Linked DNA regions of Homo sapiens: region 2 is linked to region 1. A link is an interaction called in ENCODE POLR2A ChIA-PET data of the cell type or tissue named here. Cell type or tissue: Caco-2. All regions are shown on one strand. Links, peaks and the distances in the headings refer to the core of each region. The heading gives the core; the rest is flanking DNA.

Region 1 (9,168 bases), core at 604-8,603:
TACTTCTCTGTGCCTCCGTTTTCTCATCCATAAAATGGGGATAACCTACCTTATAGGGTTGTTGTGAGGATTAAATTCATGAGAATGCTGACATCTAGTATTAGTAGAAGAAATGCTGGCTCTTATTTGTGTTATTTTGCACAAGAATACTTCCTGCCAGTCTGTCTTCTGAGTCTTATGACTGGGGTCAGTGGCAGCTCCACAAGGGCACACGGCTTTTGCCTCATTTCAGAGGTGGCCTGGTGGGTGCGGGGAGCATGGTCCAGCAGAGTGAGCCCAGGCTTGTGCAGCCAAGTAGACCTGGGTTCAAAGCCACTTACAAGGTAGATGACCTTGGTCAGCTGACCTCACATCACCACGCTTCAGTTTTCTCATCTGTAAGATGGGGACAATTCTTACCTCATAGAGAAGTTGAGAGAATTAGATGACAGAGCATCATGAAATGTCATGAAAGCTCCTCCCTCACTGCCTGCCAGGAGTTAATGATTCTTGATGTGGGTTTGTTCCTTTTTGCTGTTCAGAATGTCTGTGACAGACCCAGCAATCTAACTTTTGGGTCTAAGGTTGAAGAAACCTTTGCACGTCCATGTTCACGGCAGCATTGTTCACAATAGCCAAGATGTGGAAATAATCCAAGTGTCTGTGAACAGATTAATGGATCAAGAAGATGTGTATACACACACGCGTACACACAAACGTGCACATACAACAAAATACTATTCAGCCTTTAAAAAGGAAATCTTGCCGTTCTGACAATGAGGATGAACCTGGAGGACATTATGCTAAATGAAATAAACCAGGCACAGAAAGGCAGACACTGTATGATCTCACTCATACATAGAATCTAAAAAAGTTGAACTCATAGAAGCAGAGAGTAGAATGGTGGTTACCAGCGCCTAGGGTGGGCGGGAGGGGATGTTGGGGAGATGTTGATCAAAGGGCACAACATTTCAGTTTGATAGGAAGAATAAGTTCAAGAGATTTATTGTACAACATGATAACTATAGTTAATAATGCTGTATTGGCTACTTGAAGTTTGCTAAGAGAGTAGATCTTAAAGTGCTCAGCACACACAACAAAAACATGGTAACTATGTGAGGGATAGATATGTTAGTTAGCTGGATTGTGATAATCATTTTACAATGTACAATGTACATCAAAACACCATGTCATAAACCCTAAATATACGTACTTCTATTTGTCAAAAAAGCGTTATTAATTTCTTTAAAAAAGAGAATGGTTATGACAGAATTGGATGTTCAGTTTACCTGTCTTTCTTTAACTAAGATGATCGGATGGCAGTAATAACTTCAATAATAGTTATAACCCCTATGTATAGTACTACATTGAATACACATTGCTTATGCTTATCATACAGGTATCCATCGCAACAGCCTGTGAAGTATGTGATATCATTATCCTCATTTTATAGATAAAGAAACTGAGGCACCTAGAGAAGACAAGTGGCTGCTGAGAAGGTATTTGGGCAGATTATGCCAGGGGAACTCCTTTCTAGCCAAGGAGAGGCCGTGGCTCGCTTGGGTCTGGGGGGCCTCTGTGCTTATGTAAATGGATGAGTGCTAATCGCTTTGCTAATGGGAAACACACAGGGAGATAGGATCTGCAGCAAAGCGGAAGGGCTTTCAGAAAATTAGAGCTGGGAAAAACCCCAAAGAAATCTGGGAAGATGATAAGGCAATGCCCAAGAACTCACAGCAGCGCTGTGGGAGGGTGGGCTCTGGGGCAGAGGGGAGCTCCTGAAGCATCAGCCAGTCCTGGAGACTCAAGTCCAAGGGAGGCAGGGCTGTGAGTAGTCATCCAGCTGCCTTGGGCCCAGAGCAGCTTGAAGAGCAGATTCCATCTCCTTGAGCCAGGCCCACTTGCTGGGCAGCCTCGCCCAGAATTCCTGGACAATTCCTCTTTGCTTTGCCCTATGCTGGGTTCTGGTATCACACAGCCACATCTAAACCCTGCGTCCCAGGAGAAGAGTTCAGCCAGAGTGAGTACCTCAGATCTAGAGCCAGATGATCTGGGTTCAAAATCTCATTTCTGTCACTTACTAGCTGTGTGATGTTGGGCAAGTTACTCAACCTCTCTGTGCTGCAGTTTTCTCGTCTGTAAACTGAAGATGTTATATGATAGCAATGATGCTGTAGTGATGATTAAGTTAATTAATCCATGTAGGTTGCTTAGAAGAGTAGCTGAGACATAACAAGAACTGGATACATGATAGATATTGGTGTTATTATTTTAAGAAGATTGTACAATTTGACCAAGCCCTTCTCTTGCTTAAATCCTTTCTGTAGCATCCTGTTGCCCTCAGGCTCAAATGCATCCTCAGTACTGTGGTCTACATATGGCCCTGCTCATGCTCCAGCTTCATTCCTCTCTGACCTCTACCTTTCAGCCACCCTCAGTGATCTGTGCTTTCCTGAGTGTCCCACTTTCTTTCCTCTGGGCCTTTGCATATGATGTTCCCTTGGCTTGGAATTCCTTCTTTCAAAGGGTACCCCTTGCCATGTGTTTGGCTATTCCTGAGGGAGCTTTATTTCTGAAGCCCAACAGATATCGATGCCTTCCTCTGGTCTTCCATGGCCTCATATGTCCCACTATTTCAGGATGTAGCACTGCGCTGCAATTGTTCAGGGCCTGTCCCTCTGCTTGGGTCACCTCTCCGAATCCAATGCCCAGAGCAGATCCTGACCCAGACGAGGCTTGATAAATGTTTGCTGAATGACTTTAGAGGGGGCAAAAATAAATATACCAAGCTGTCTGTCCTGAGGTCCCATCCAGCTTCTATAGAAGGTACAACACAAATCTAAGGACATGACAGCTTGACAGGCAGTGGAGGGTGGTGGTGATAAGAACAGGCTCTTGAGGCAAGCAGCATGGGGATTTGCAAGCTGTGTGATTTTGGACAAATTGCATAACCTATCTAAGCTTCAGTTTCTTCCCTGGTAAATGGGAAGAATAACAGACACTTGAGCATGAAATGAAAAAATGATGTAAAGCACTTTACACTACACAAGGCACATATCTGGCACATAGTAAAGGCCACTGGATGCTGACCATCTACTTCCTCATCACTGTGATGCATGCCCAAATCTGCTGACCACATGTGCTGCCTTCCCAGGCACTACCTCTGACCTGGAGGCAGCAGCCACTTGTGGGAACCTGGGTCCAGAGGTTGTCAACCATCTCTCTGGGTACGACCCTCAGCTTCTCGAGTCAGGCGCTGTGGCTCACGCCCGTAATCCCAGAAATTTGAGAGGCCAAGGTGGGTGGATTGCTTGAGCTCAGGAATTTGAGATCAGCCTGGGCAACATGGTGAAACCCTGTCGCTACAAAAAATACAAAAATTAGCCAGGCGTGGTGTTGTGCGCCTGTGGTCCCAGCTACTCAGGAGGCTGGGGTGAGAAGATGGCTTGAGCCTGGGAGGCAGAGGTTGCAGTGAGCCAAGATTGCGCCACTGCACTCCAGCTAGTGTGACAGAGCCAGATCCTGTCTCAGAAAAAAGAAACCTCAGCTTCTTGCAGTGTCGCAAGGAGAAGCTACTTGGAAATTCCGAGACAAACCTAGGTGGGTGATTGGTATCCTCCATCCACCTGTCCGCCCTTCAGGACCCAACTATTTCCAGAGATCGCTTCTGGGGTTTGGATTCTAAAGCTTGGTCCCATGGTTGTCGAATTTGTATGATTAAAGCCACATTGTGCATGGACAAATGCCAGCATTCATTCATTCATTCATTCACTTATTCATTCAACATTTTTTGAGCATTTGCTAAGTGCCTGGTATTGACGATACCAAGACTAATATAACACTGTGTGCCTGCCCTTAAATTGCTCACTATCTGGAGAAGCAGGCAGAGATGCACACAGACATTAAAGACCAAGTTGGAAGGGATTGTGAAGAGGCCGGGATGTAGACGTGGTAGCACCAACAGGGATACTCAACAGCCCCTGAGCCCTTTCTCTCTATCAGGTACAATGCTAAGGGGTCTTCATACCTACCTCCAGGGTTCTTGTAAGTGTATATATATATATATATATGTATATATACAGTCACTTTTAAATATATATAAACTATATAGATATAGTATATATATGTACTATAACTTTATATATAAAGTTATTTAGTTCTTACTTACAAGAACCTTGGCGGTAGGTATGAATGTGGTACTTAGCTGAATTAGTTTCCTATTGCTGTAACAAATTACTGTAAACTTAGCGGCTTTAAACAACCTAAATTTATCATCTTACAGTTTGGAGTTCAGAAGTCCAAAACAAGTTTCACTGGACTAAGGTCAAGGTGTTAGCTGGGCTGTTGCTTCTAGAGACTCTGAGGAATAATCTATTTTCTTACCTTGTTTAACTTCTAGGGGCCACCTGCATTCCTTGGCTTGTGGCCCCTGCATCTCTCCAATCTCTGCTTCTATCATCACATCTCCTGGTCTCACTGTGACCTTCCTGCCTCCCTCTTATAGGGACCCTTGTGATTACACTGGGCCCACCCTGATAATCCATGATAATCTCTCCATCTGAGATCCTTCATTTAATCACATCTGCAAAGTCCCTTTCACCATGTAAGGTAACATATTCACAGACTCTGAGGATGAGGATGTGGACATCTTGAGGGTGGGGAGCATTATTCGGCCTCCCACACCATCTTGCAGATGAGAAAACTAAGACTTACAAAGGTCAAGGAACTTGCCTAAAGTTCTACAGCCAGTAACTGGCAAGTCCCGCCCTCTTTGGATTTGAGCCTCCAGCTCTTAACCTCAAACAAGAAGACTGCTGGTGCAGGTGAACCTTGAACTAGGTTTTGAAGAATGAATCAGAGTTAAAAAAAGGTGTGTCCAGTGGAGGAATGGTGTATGCAAAAGCAAGCTGAGCACTGGGTGTGCTTTGGTACCATAAAATGCTCAGATTCGCTGGGGGTGCAGGGAGGTGAGACAAGACAGGTAGGCAGGGTCTGGATGGTGGAAAGCCGCCTAGAGCAGGCTACAATGTTTGCAGTTGAATTGAAAGATGTGAAAAACCATTGGAGGATTTCACCTGTATGTCCTGGGTAATCCCTTCCCCTTTCTGACCCTCAGTTTCCAGCTCCTCTGCCCTGATCTGCTTTTTCCCTCCCCACTGTCCCTTTGTCCCCTCCCTTCTCACCCCCTTGCTGCCAGGCCTGGTCCCATCCATCCCTGGGCAGGAATGAGGGCTGGGTGAACTGCCCCCTTCCCCCATCCCCAGGACAGCGACGGTTTCCAAATATCTGTCTGTTGAAATAATGTTCTCTGGGCACTGGGCCTCCCTCCCTCCCTCACATTCCTGGGCGAGCCGGCCTGTTTGGCTTGCTCGGACAAATATTGACTTTCTCTGTCCTTCTCACTCTGGGTCTGTTTAAAAGGCATCAATCTTTGCCGGGGTGTGAGCTCCCTCTCCGTAACCTGTGGCCTCTGCGGTCCTATTCGGGCAGGGAGTGGTAGGGGAGGGGCTCACAGGCTCTGGGGATACCCCTTTCTTGCTTGGCTGCACTATAGAGGCTTTTGGTGCAATGCTGTTCCTTGTCAGCTGCTTTCCACGCGGTCCTGCGTGGGGCCTAACAGCCCACTTATGGAGCCTCTACTTGAGGGTCAGGTCTATGCCCGTGGCATGTGCACTGAGACCTTCATACACATTTCTCTAGACTCCTCAATAACCAGGCAGGAAACCCTGCTGATTCTACCCTCAAACAATTATTCATCATCCAACCACTTCTCAGCCTCCACCGCTACCCTCCAGGTCCCAGACACCATCATCTCCTGGATCTGACTCCTGGATTATTAAGTTAACTTCCTAAATTCTGCCCCACTTCCCTTCAGTCTGTTGTCAATTTTGGAGCCAGAGGGATGGGTGAACATGTTGGTTAGCCTGGCTTAGACCCCCCAGCTCCCCTCCCCTCCTCTTGCTCCTCCTCTCTCCCTTTGGGCCTCAGGGTTTTTCCTCCCACCTGAAAAACTTTGCACGAAACTGTTCTCTCTGCCTGGAACGGTCTTCCCAGATCTGGTAGATTCCCTCCCTTACCTCTTAGTAAAATGTTTCTCTGGCCGGGCGTGGTGGCTCACGCGTGTAATCCCAGCACTTTGGGAGGCCGAGGCGGGTGAATCACGAGGTCAGGAGATCGAGACCATCCTGGCTAACATGGTGAAACCCCATCTCTACTAAAAAAAAACCAAAAAAAATTAGCCGGACGTGGTGGCAGGCGCCTGTAGTCCCAGCTACTCGGGAGGCTGAGGCAGGAGAATGGCGTGCACCTGGGAGGTGGAGCTTGCAGTGAGCCGAGATCGTGCCACTGCACTCCAGCCTGGGCAACTAAGCAAGACTCCGTCTCAAAAAAAAAAAAAAGTTTCTGCCAAAATGTCACCTTTTCAGTGAACCTTTCTTGGACAGCAGTTTTTGCATGGAACCCGCCTTGCCTGGTCCCATCACCTGGGTACCCCCTCTCCCCCGCTGCCTTGTCCTTCTCCTCAGCACTTCCTGCCATCTCACACTGTATCTTTTAATTGTGTGTTTTGTTTACTGTCTGTTTCTCTGGAGGGCAGGGCTTTTTGTCTGCTTCATTCACGGCTGCGTCCACACCTAGAGCAGCAGATGTGTGAATCCCCATTTCGTGGGTGAGAGTTAGTAGGGGTTATGGTGTAACAGCTTTTATTTATTACTCACTTTTTGAGTTTCTTCTATTTATCATTCACTTCACAGACTCTAGCTTGCCAGTGCTCGCAACAACCAATCCATAAGGTGGGCCTGGCTATGGTCACCCTTACATGGGCAAAGAAAACCAAGGCAGTGATGATGGTGTAGGGATTGGTCCTGGCTGGACTGCCACCCAAAGTCCCTCTTCCTGCCTCGCCAGCTGCACCCAAACTGGGTGCGCGTGTGCCACAAAAATGCCAGGATAGGGTGAGCTGGTGTCCAAGCCTGTGAACCTTCACCACCCCTCACCTCTTGGCCTCTCCATCTGTTGCCAGGACTTGCTGATGCATGAGCTCAGACTCATCTTGGCCGATCTTGTCCCAGAGCTTTTGGCCGGGCCTCTTCTCTTTCAGCTTCTCCTTGCTTCAAGTCTCTCTCTCTGCCTCTATCTCTATTCATTGCTCTCTGTCTGCTTCTGTCTCTCTGTCTCACTCTATCTCTTTCTCTCTCTCTGTCTCGGGATCATCCCACCCACACTGCTGCCCCATGCATTGCCCTAAGACCTCCCCTCCATCCTCTTTTGCCCTTTGCTCCGTGGGACCAGAGCTGATCTTCCTCCTGGATTTGAAAGCACTGTGTGATCTGGCTTCAGGAGACTCCCCATCCCCATCCTTCTCTCTCAATGCAGGCTGGCTCCACTGTTTCCCCCATCCACCCTATAGTCATTCCTACCTCTGACTTTGGGATGCCATCTCCTATTTTCTCAATCTAGCTAAATAACCCTCCCCTACCTTTCATGTTGAACAAATCAGAAGAACAGAACAATAAGAATCATACAACAAATACTCCTATGCACTTCATCTAGATCCACCAATCATTAACATATTTCCTCTCTCTCTTCTTTCCTTCCCTGCATCCCTCCTTCCTCCTCACCTCTCTCTCTTCATTTGTGAGTAACAGACCTCACCCCTCAAATTTCAGCATGCATCTCTTTAAAAAAGGACATTCTCCTCTATAACCACAATATAATTGTTGCCCTAAAATTTTAACTTTCATGCTATATACTATTATATAATACATGGCCTGTTTCCAAGTTTTCCCAATTTTGTAAATAATGTCCTCTAGAACATTTTGTTTTAGTTGTCATGTCTCTTTAGCTGCCATTAATCTCAAACAATTTCTCAGCCTCTTTTTGGGGTCATCTTTCATGATATGGACATTTTTGAAGAGTCTAGATTGGTTATTTAGCAAAATGTCCCTTGATTTAGACTTTTTGAGTGTTTCTTCATTACTAGTTTCAGGTTAAGCATTTTTGGCGGAAATACTCTCCTCCCTGTCTCCAGCCTCTCTCTCCCTGGGATGATCCCACCCACAGGCTGCCCCATGCTTCCTAAATCCTTCCGGGGCTTCTCCACCGAGGCCCAGCCCCACCTGCTGGGTCGGCAAGAAGTCCTGCTCTGGCACCCAGGGACTGGAATGGGAGGAGCTGGGGAGGCTGCCCTGTCCTGCTCATTGGGAAGATAAGAGGGGGTCCTTCATCTGGAGAGACTCTGGAAGCAATGGTTTGCTCTTCAGATGGTTTTTGGCAGCAGAAACTTCTGTTCAGACACATCTTACATGGAAAAGCAATGAAGACTGGCCCTTCTCTTATTGAAGGATGTGTGTGTGGATGCATATGTGTGTTCATGTTTGTGTTCACCGGCAAGTTTGTTCTTGAGCTTGAGTTCTGAAACTCTGGGTTCTCAGGTTCCCTCTCTGTTTCATCATGTCCTTTGGGTATTTTCATAGAACTCTTGGGCGGGGCGCGGTGGCTCATGCCTGTAATCCCAGCACTTTGCGAGGCTGAGGCAGGTGGATCATGAGGTCAGGAGTTCAAGACCAGCCTGACTAACATGGTGAAACCCCGTCTCTACTAAAAATACAAAAATTAGCCGGGTATGGTGATGCATGTCTGTAATCCCAGCTACTAGAAGCCTGAGGCAGGAGAATTGCTTGAACCCAGGAGGTGGATGTTGCAGTGAGCCGAGATCAAGTCACTGCACTCCAGCCTGGGCGACAGAGCAAGAAGAAAAAAAAGAACTCTTAGGGCCCCACTGATCCAAAGAAGCTGAACCCTACCAACATCCACGGGACTTACTGCATGCTGGCCTGGTGCTAGGACTGGGAAGGGATTGAGGGTGGGTAGTGCAGTGGCAAAGCACACTGGTTTTGTAGTCAGATAGATCTTACCCTGTTTATTTCTGCTGTATAGTTCTGAGTAAGTACTTCACCTCTCTAAGCCTCAGTTTTGTACTCTGTAAAATAGGGATAATAATAGTATCTACTTCTTTTGAAGTAGAAATGTGAAGATGAAATGTAATAATGCGCTTGAAGGCCTGGCACATAATAGACAGATGCCTCCATGTGGAGTGAGGAGAGGCGGGAGAGGCTTCCAAAGGATGGGATGCTGGACTGCCCCAGCTGGCAGGTGGAGGCTCAGGAGCAAATTGTCAGAACAGTTGTT
Region 2 (9,168 bases), core at 364-8,363, 780 kb before region 1:
AAACCAGTACTACAATCAAGATAATAAACACTCATCACCTCTGAAAGTTTCCTCATGACTCTCTGTAATCACTCCCTTGCCGATCGTTCCCAGGCAACCACTGATCCACTTTCTGTCACAATAAATCAGTCTTCATTTTCTAGATTTTATATAAGTAGAACCAGTGAGCAAGTAGTGCTTTTTAAAGTGTGGCTGCTTCTACTCAGCAGAATTGGGATTCATCCATGTTGAGGCTACTTGGCAGGCTGCCGAGCAGCATTCCATTGTGTGGCTCTATCACAGTTTATCTCTCCCCCTGCTCATGGACATTTAGGCTGTGTTCAATATTTGACTATTACAAATGAAGCTGCTATAAACATTCGTGTTCAGGTCTTCATGTGGACTTATAGACATTCCCCTTTATCATATGCTTTCTAATCGCCATAATACCTAGCAGGTGAATGGCTGATCATATGGCAGGTCTATGCTTCACTTGTTAAAAAACTGCCCAACAATGTTCTAAAATGGTTATGCCATTTTACATTCCCACCAGCAGGGAATGAGAGTTCCTGTTACTCCATATCCTCACCAATCCTGTACCAATATTGGTACAGTCATTCTTTTCAACTTCAGCCATTCTAATGGAAGTGTATATTGTGATTTTAATTTACATTGCCCTAATGAAACACTGCCCTAATGAAAATCGGTGTTTCTGATTATTTCAAATATCTTCAAACTATGATTACATGTAGTGTATACTGAGATAATTAACAGGACTCTTTCTCTATCAATCAAACAAGTAATTTTCTTAATTTAAATGATTTTTCCTAGAGGAAAACCAAATCTTCCCTAAAGAAAAAATATTAGTTTATAAATCTGGAACCCAGGGATAAGGTTCTCTCACAAACTGCCTCTGTCAATCCCTGCTGTGGGAAGGCAGATGGCCGAGCTAACACAGTAGACTGCCACTTGTTAGGAGCAAAGGACACTTCGAGCAAAAGTGGGAGGGAACCATATCTGGCTTTGGGAAACTCAATACTGCAGAGATGAAAAAAAAGTAGAATCCTGTCAGCAACCACTGAATAGGGATATGAGTAGTGGCTTACTTTGCTTTCATTAGCCCTAAAAAGCCCAAGTGGACAGGGAACTTGGAGATATAATTCAGAAGCCATGTTTTAAAAAAAGCCTGTCCTAAGGGAACATCTAAAAGGGTGTTACTATTCAGTGAGTTTTGGCCTTTTCAAGACATGCTGACAGTTTTACAGTGCCACATTAGTATTTTTAACCAAGGTCATTTTTATTACACTGATATCCAAGAATCCAAGAGAACACGAGATGACACTAATAAAAATTACATGAGATACAATAAAGTTAGGTATTTGGCATGACCTACCACTTCAAAACTGAGCCACTTGAAAGAAACACAGTGCCTGGCATGATAAACACACAGATTTGCAAAGAGACAACACACTGGGTAAAAGTATCTAAGCTGGTTTGCTATCTATGTAAGCTCTGTTGCTATCTATGTAAGCTCTGAATGCCTGTTGCAAAAGCTACAGGCATTCAAAGACACCTACTGTTTGTGAATCCAATCCTCACTGGCTGGATGTATGAACCCATTGGGATGCCAGAAGATAGTAAGCTCTTGTTTAAGGATTTTTTTTTTCTTTTCTTTTTTCCCCTAAGGAAGCAACTGACAGAGCCATGTGAACTCTGGAGCAAAACTCTGAAACTAGTATTCCCATCAACAGCAAAGTGCCTGGTACATACTGGAGGAAGTTCCACAAATGTTTATTGAATGAATAAATTCAAGAATAAACCAGTTTCCTTTTCTGGTACCAAAACAGAGATATAGACCAATGGAACAGAACAGAGCCCTCAGAAATAATACCACACATCTACAACCATCTGATCTTTGACAAACCTGACAAAAACAAAAAATGGGAAAGGATTCCCTATTTAATAAATGGTGCTGGGAAAACTGGCTAGCCATATGTAGAAAGCTGAAACTGGATCCCTTCCTTACACCTTATACAAAAATTAATTCAAGATGGATTAAATACTTAAATGTTAGACCTAAAACCATAAAAACCCTAGAAGAAAACCTAGGCAATACCATTCAGGACATAGGCATGGGCAAGGACTTCATGTCTAAAACACCAAAAGCAATGGCAACAAAAGCCAAAATTGACAAATGGGATCTAACTAAACTAAAGAGCTTCTGCACAGCAAAAGAAACTACCATCAGAGTGAACAGGCAACCTACAGAATGGAAGAAAATTTTTGCAATCTCCTCATCTGACAAACGGCTAATATCCAGAATCTACAAAGAACTTAAACAAATTTACAAGAAAAAATCAAACAACCCCATCAAAAAGTGGGTGAAGGATACGAACAGACACTTCTCAAAAGAAGACATTTATGCAGCCAACAGACACATGAAAAAATGCTCATCATCACTGGCCATCACAGAAATGCAAATCAAAACCACAATGAGATACCATCTCACACCAGTTAGAATGGTGATCATTAAAAATCAGGAAACAACAGGTGCTGGAGAGGATGTGGAGAAATAGGAACACTTTTACACTGTTGGTGGGACTGTAAACTAGTTCAACCATTGTGGAAGACAGTGTGGAGATTCCTCAAGGATCTAGAACTAGAAATACCATTTGACCCAGCCATCCCGTTACTGGGTATATACCCAAAGGATTATAAATCATGTTGCTATAAAGACACACGCACACTTATGTTTATTGCGGCACTATTCACAATAGCAAAGACTTGGAACCAACCCAAATGTCCATCAGTGATAGACTAGATTAAGAAAACATGGCAGATATACACCATGGAATACTATGCAGCCATAAAAAATGATGAGTTCATGTTCTTTGTAGGGACATGGATGAAGCTGGAAACCATCATTCTCAGCAAACTATTGCAAGGACAAAAAACCAAACACTGCATGTTCTCACTCATAGGTGGGAATTGAACAATGAGAACACTTGGACACAGGAAGGGGAACATCACACACCGGGGCCTGTTTTGGGGTGGGGGGAGGGATAGCATTAGGAGATATACCTAATGTAAATGATGAGTTAATGGGTGCAGCACACCAACATGGCACATATATACATACGTAACAAACCTGCACGTTGTGCACATGTACCCTAGAACTTAAAGTGTAATAAAAAAAAGAATAAACCAGTTTCCTTTTCTAATGCAAGACTGTGAGAGCTGCTTCTGTACTAATGGCTACAGAAGCCTATCATTTCCTGAATTGGCCCTAGGAACAACGGCAAGAATCTGGCCTCATCAGAGTTGTCCCTACCCCTTTTTTTTCCCCCCGAATTTGTAAGTAGATGGCCACATTGGACAAGTAGCAAATTATGGAGACTGAGCACACACAGATGGTGTGGCTATAAAATAGCAAATTTTGTCTTCGCTTATGGCTTAGAAATTTCTTGCTCCTTTGTGGAAAGAATTCATATGCTCATAGACCCTGGCACATAATCTGACCAAACTTAGCACATATTTTTATAATTCAAAGATCCTAGATTTGATATCCACCGTTTGGGGAATCCCTTCTTCCATTTCCTGTGTCAGGGGATGATGTTCTTTATGTTCGAATTAGGCACCTCTTCTGCCTTCCTACCCCTATCCACTCTTCCCGTCCATCTCTAAGGATCCCTGAGTACTATTCATCTGGTTGGTCACAGCTCACTGTAGCCTCAACCTCCCAGGCTCAAGTGATCTTCCTACTTCAGCCTCCCATGTAGCTGGGACTACAGTTGTGTGCCACCATGCCCAGCTAACTTTAAAATTTTTTGTAAAGACGAGGTCTCCCTATGTTGCCCAGGCTGGTCTGTAATTCCTGGGTTCAAGTGATCCTCCTGGCTCAGCCTCCCAAAACGTTGGGATTACAGTCATGAGCTACCATGCCCAGCCTCCAAAGTGATTTTTACCAATTAATACTCCTAGCAGGAGCAGGAGTGTTTGAAAATTTCCTTCGTTCCACATATCCTTGCCAACACTTGTTTCCTGAATTTTTAATTTTTGCATTTCCCCAGGTCATCTTTTTTTTTTTTTTTTAACTTTCTTAATTATGGAAAGTAACAGAGATTTAGGGTAACTATCATGTACAATTGGTCTGCTTTGATGAAGATATTGTGAGTGGTGAACTGAAAAAGCAAGCTGAAAAGCGAACCCATATATGCTAACACAAGAGTGCCAGCAGAGCAATTCTGGGACTCAGAGAGCCAAATAAAAAGGTATGAACCCATATAAATCACAGCTGAGGTAACCTGTTGCAAATTAAAGGCCTAACTAACCAGACCAAAACAAAATTGTTCTGAATTCTTTAGGACACAGTGATACACTCCATTACTGCCCTCTTGGAGCAGCTGATTTCAAATGCTAGGCTTTCAATGAAAACTTATAAGAAGCTAGAATTATGGCAAATAGTACCCACACATGGCACCTACCTTCTGAAGTCTCTGTACCCACACATGGCACCTACCTTCTGAAGTCCCTCTACAGTGGTAGGCAGGCTAATCAAGTCTGCAGCTGACTTAACATTGGCTTTGAGGTGGTTCACTGCAGAAGTCAACAGAGAAATCTGAACAAAAAAGAGTAACAAACAATGAAAACAAATGAGAATTTGTAGAGGACACGTTACCTTCACAAACTCTACGGTTGGTGATGTCAAGATAGTCTAGGATTTTATGTGTTTCTGCAACCCTGTCAGCTCACAGAAGTAAAGGAGACAGTACTTTGGATAGAGTTGGGATCTGGGAGGCAACAATAATACCCCTTCTTTCCCTGCCCAATTTGAACACTAGTGTCAAAGAGTGAAGGCAAGTGTTATTCTTTACCCTGTCCTGGCAGCACAAGATCCCAAAATCTTAAATTACTCAAAAGATGCTGTAATTATCACACACTCCCTCAACAATTGGACAGGAAGAAAGCTAATGATGAAGGATCACTTCAAAATTTCATTTTGGTAAAATGTAATACCTCAGTAATTTACCAAACTTTTGTTCCTGCCCAAGTGGGAACATATAAAGTAAAAGCCCATCTCACAAAATACAGTCTACAGGAACTGCACTCTGACAATTTGAACAGCACTTTCAACTACTTGGGGATTTGGTTTTGGTTTAAAAATGTGACTAATATTTCAAACTCAATAGCTCTACCAGAGCACTACTTTGTATCCTGAAGGGGCTCAATAAATACTCACTGACTCACTGACTGATGCAATGTATGTATTAAAATAGGAATTTAATCAAAATAAAATGAGGCTTCCGTTCTGCTATTTAGGCATAGAATTCTAAACATCTAGACTTCGCTCTTGAATGGGAACTGGGGGAACCTGTGTAATAGTCAGTTTCAGGCTGCAGAGACAATATTCTAAAAGCTTTGCAGTTTGGCTCGAAACACTTGAAAGACTCTTAGTTCTAAACCGCTTTCCCATTCTAAATTCTAGGATGAGAACACAGATCTACCAATAGCAATTATATTCAGAGTGGCCTCAGAGTACCCACCAGTTTCTGGGCACTTGTTATGGGCCAAGCACAGTGGTAGGCACTGGGGGGTGTAAGACAAAACAGAACCTGATTCCCTACTCATTCCTTTAGCAAATGTTTGGCATCTCTGTGCCAGACACTGCTGCAGTCATTGTGGAGACAGCAGAGAGGCAAACAAGACCATGAAGCTCTGCTCTCATGGAGCATACATCCTAGTAAAAGGTGACAGAAAAACAAAGAAAAGAAATCAGATTGTAATAAGTACTGTGCTAAGAATTTTTTCCTTTCTCTCTCTCTCTTTTTTTTTTTTTTTTTGAGACAGTCTTGCTCTGTTGCCCAGGCTGGAGTACAGTGCAGTGATCTTGGCTCACCGCAGCCTCTGCCTCCTGGGTTCAAGTGATTCTCGTGCCTCAGCCTCCTGAGTAGCCGGGATTACAGGTGCATGCCCCTACACCTGGCAAATTTTTGCATTTTTAGTAAAGATAGGGGTTTCGCCATGTTGGCCAGGCTGGTCTTGAACTCCTGGCCTTAAGTGATCCACCTGCCTTGGTCTCCCAAAGTGCTGGGATTACAGGCATGAGCCACCATGTCCGGCTATGCAAAGAATTTAATTTAAACAAAGCTCCCTGAGTAAGTAGTAGTAGCTTGGTCTGAGACAGGGAGTCTGGTAAGGAGCCTGGGAACTCGGGAACTCAAGTTCTCTTTTCCCTCTTTTCTTTTAGAAGGCAAAAGTTCAGAGGCTTAAGATGAATTTTCAGCCACTCACTAATAAAACAAATACTACTGGACCCTATTATTCACCACTGGTGAACAACACAGATGTCAGGGATCCTGTGGTGTTTACATTTTAGTGCAAGCAGACAGACACTTTTATATAGAAAAATATCAGATAGTGGGAAGCACTAGAAAAAAATTAAAATAAAGTAACTTGACAGGAGTGACTGGGTAGCAACTTTTAGACTGATCGGTCTGAGGAGGCCTCTGTAAGGAGATAAAATTTAAACTGAGATCTGAATAGTAAGAAAGAATTAATCATATGAAGATTGGATGAAGCCTATTTCAGGGAAGAGGGAACTGCTAGACCAAAAGTCCCAGTACAGGAAAGAGCTTGGCATATTCAGAGAACAGAAGTTTAGGTGGCAGGATCTCATAATGTGTGTGTGTATGTGAGAGAGACAGAGAGACAAAGTAGGTGGTGAGGCCAGTTGTGCAGTAAAGTGCCAGAACAGACAGGACTCTGTAAACCAGAACAAGCACATGGGTTTTACTTGAGGTGTGATAGGCAGGGGTGTGTAAGCAGGATAATTACATGAATGGAGACACCTTGGAGGAAGACTACTATGGCTGTCAGTAGAAATGGAGAGACCAGTAAGAAGGAGATCTGTGTAGTCTCGGCAAGAGATAATGGTGGTTTAGACTTGAGTGGTAGTAGAGGTAGTAGCAGAAGTAGAGATGATACGATTTGCTGGGACTGGGTGTTAACAGTGGGGAAGATAGAAGAATTAAGGGAAACTCTTAGGTCTCTCACCTCAAGGAGCTTTCAATATAACTGAGAGACAAGGCAAGAGTACATTAAAGAAACAATTAAGCATTAAACGTGATACTGAATAAAGTTCTGAGAAAAGGATATCAATGCAAGCTGAAAGAAACAGGCTTCGCTGAAGGAGGACTCAAATTGGACTCTGACAGAGAAGTTAGAATTTTATACATAAAAACCAAGCAGGCATTCTTTCTAGGTTAGAAGGGTGAGGGTGGCATCGGGGGATAGGGAACACAGTATGAACAGGCTCAGGAGTACTTTCTTTTCATAGCACTTCTCAAAGTGACAATGATTTGTTTAGGTGGTTATTTGATTGAGGTTTCTCTCTTCCACAAGACTATAAGCTCCACATGATCAAGGACCATGTCTCTTTTACTTTCCACAATACCCGTGATACAAAGACTGGCATTTGTTGAATGAATGGCTGAGAATTAACACTCTGTGTCTGGGATGGACATTGAGAAGGCTAGTCTAAGCAGAGTAGAAGACAGAGGCCGGGGGGTAGGAGATAAGGCTAGATAAGTAGTGAATTTATTCTTTTCATCAGTAACTGGGTATAATAATAATAACAACAACAACTATTTAACAACTATCTTATAAGGATACGTGATGGTTTCAAAATATGTCTACAAATTCTTTGATAGTCTTCTTCCCTTCAAGAGGTGAAACCTACTTCCCCTTCCCTAGAGTGTAGCCTGACATAAGTAACTTGCTTCTACAGAAGAGAATAAAGTGGAAGTGACAACTGGCAACTTTAGAAATTAGGTCACAAAAGGTCCTATGCCTTCTTCTTTGCTCTCCTTGGATTAGTCACTCTGGGGAAGGGAGCTGCCATGCTGTGAGGACACTCGAGTAGCCCCAGAATGACAAGTCCATGTTGGGAGGAACTGAGGCCTCCTACCAAAAGCCATGTGAGTGAGGAACCTCCAGCCCCAGTCAGACCTCCAGGTTATAAAGACCCGGATGACATCTTAATTGCAACCTTAGAGATCTTGGCCAGAACCAGTCTGCTAAGCTGCTCCCAAATTCCTGACATATAGAAACCGTAAGATACTAAATGACTGTTGTTTTAGGCCACTAAGTTTTGGGGTAATTTGTAACCAAGGAACAGATGATCAATACAGGCTATGAGAATTAAATGAGACATATAATCAAAGCTCTTAGCATAGTACCTGGTACAGATGAAATATCAAATAAGTGACAGTTCTTTAATAGTGAAATTAATAAGCACTAAAACATGCAATTCTACATAAGGACTCCAGAATAACCAGACTAATCATCAACATTGTAACTCTGTTCATTTAAAAACAAGATGGGTGAGAAACCTCAGTCCACAGAGATACTCTCAGCAAACCATAAACTTCCTAAGAGAAGCAATTACATTAAGGAGGTTTTCACTCATGCCTTTAAAAAGATATGAATGATATCCAGGTTTGAAAAGGACATATAGAAACAGGCATTTTCATGCTCTGCTTATGGGAGTATAAATTAGAGAAGACTTGTAAGAAGTTTATCTAGGAATATCCATCAAAATTTGAAATGTTTATATTCTTTATTTTAGCAATTTCATGTCTAGAAATCTTATAAAATAGCTCATGTACATGATATATTTTTTAAAATAATTTTTCCTTATTTGTAACAGCAAAATACTAGAAACAATTTAAATGTATATCACTAAGAATGTGCATATATTCAGTGGAAAAGCAAGCTGCAGAACATATATTGAATGACCTTATTTATTTACAAACACACACGCATGTTAACCCATAGGCTAATTCATACTAAAAACTATTATGATTTTGTAAATAGAGAACTAGGAGGATGAAGCCCACATTACTGACTGGACACCTATGGGGGCATGAGAGAGAGAGAGAGAGAGAGAGTGAGTGAGTGTGTGTGTGTGTGTGTGTGTGTGCATGTGAGATGGGAACACAGAGATGGGAATTGAAGGAAAATTTTCATAGGATTTCTGTATGTGTTTTATAGTTTAAACCTTATATAAGAATCCACTCACAAATTACTTAAGAAATTTTTAAAAAGACAAAAGATGAGAAAGAAATACACACACAGGAAAAAGACGCCACATAACTTTGCAAAGGGTTTGATGGGTTTTCTTGGCTGACC

The links. ChIA-PET counts read pairs that join two places held together with the same protein. Peaks named below come from ENCODE experiments on the same cell type or tissue, not always from the same donor. Only the 100,000 strongest peaks of a DNase experiment are listed, where the experiment ranks them.
Region 2: POLR2A ChIA-PET joins it to region 1 with 11 read pairs; 2 of 35 experiments call an interaction of 5 or more read pairs at or near these places.

Annotation. Positions count from the first base shown.
Region 1 is chr1:47,472,915-47,482,082 of GRCh38, forward strand. No RefSeq gene overlaps it. Among named protein-coding and RNA genes, the nearest start is that of FOXD2, 39 kb to the left of the region's middle. In Caco-2, for the core only: no CTCF peak of the experiment used is centred there; DNase peaks (open chromatin) are centred at 4,867 and 5,377; H3K4me3 peaks cover 240 bases.
Region 2 is chr1:46,692,053-46,701,220 of GRCh38, forward strand. EFCAB14 (EF-hand calcium binding domain 14) reads right to left here. Exons shown (of 11, transcript NM_014774.3): 4 at 4,499-4,597. EFCAB14-AS1 (EFCAB14 antisense RNA 1) reads left to right here. Exons shown (of 3, transcript NR_038828.1): 3 at 1-46. Among named protein-coding and RNA genes, the nearest start is that of EFCAB14, 22 kb to the right of the region's middle. In Caco-2, for the core only: no CTCF peak of the experiment used is centred there; no DNase peak of the experiment used is centred there.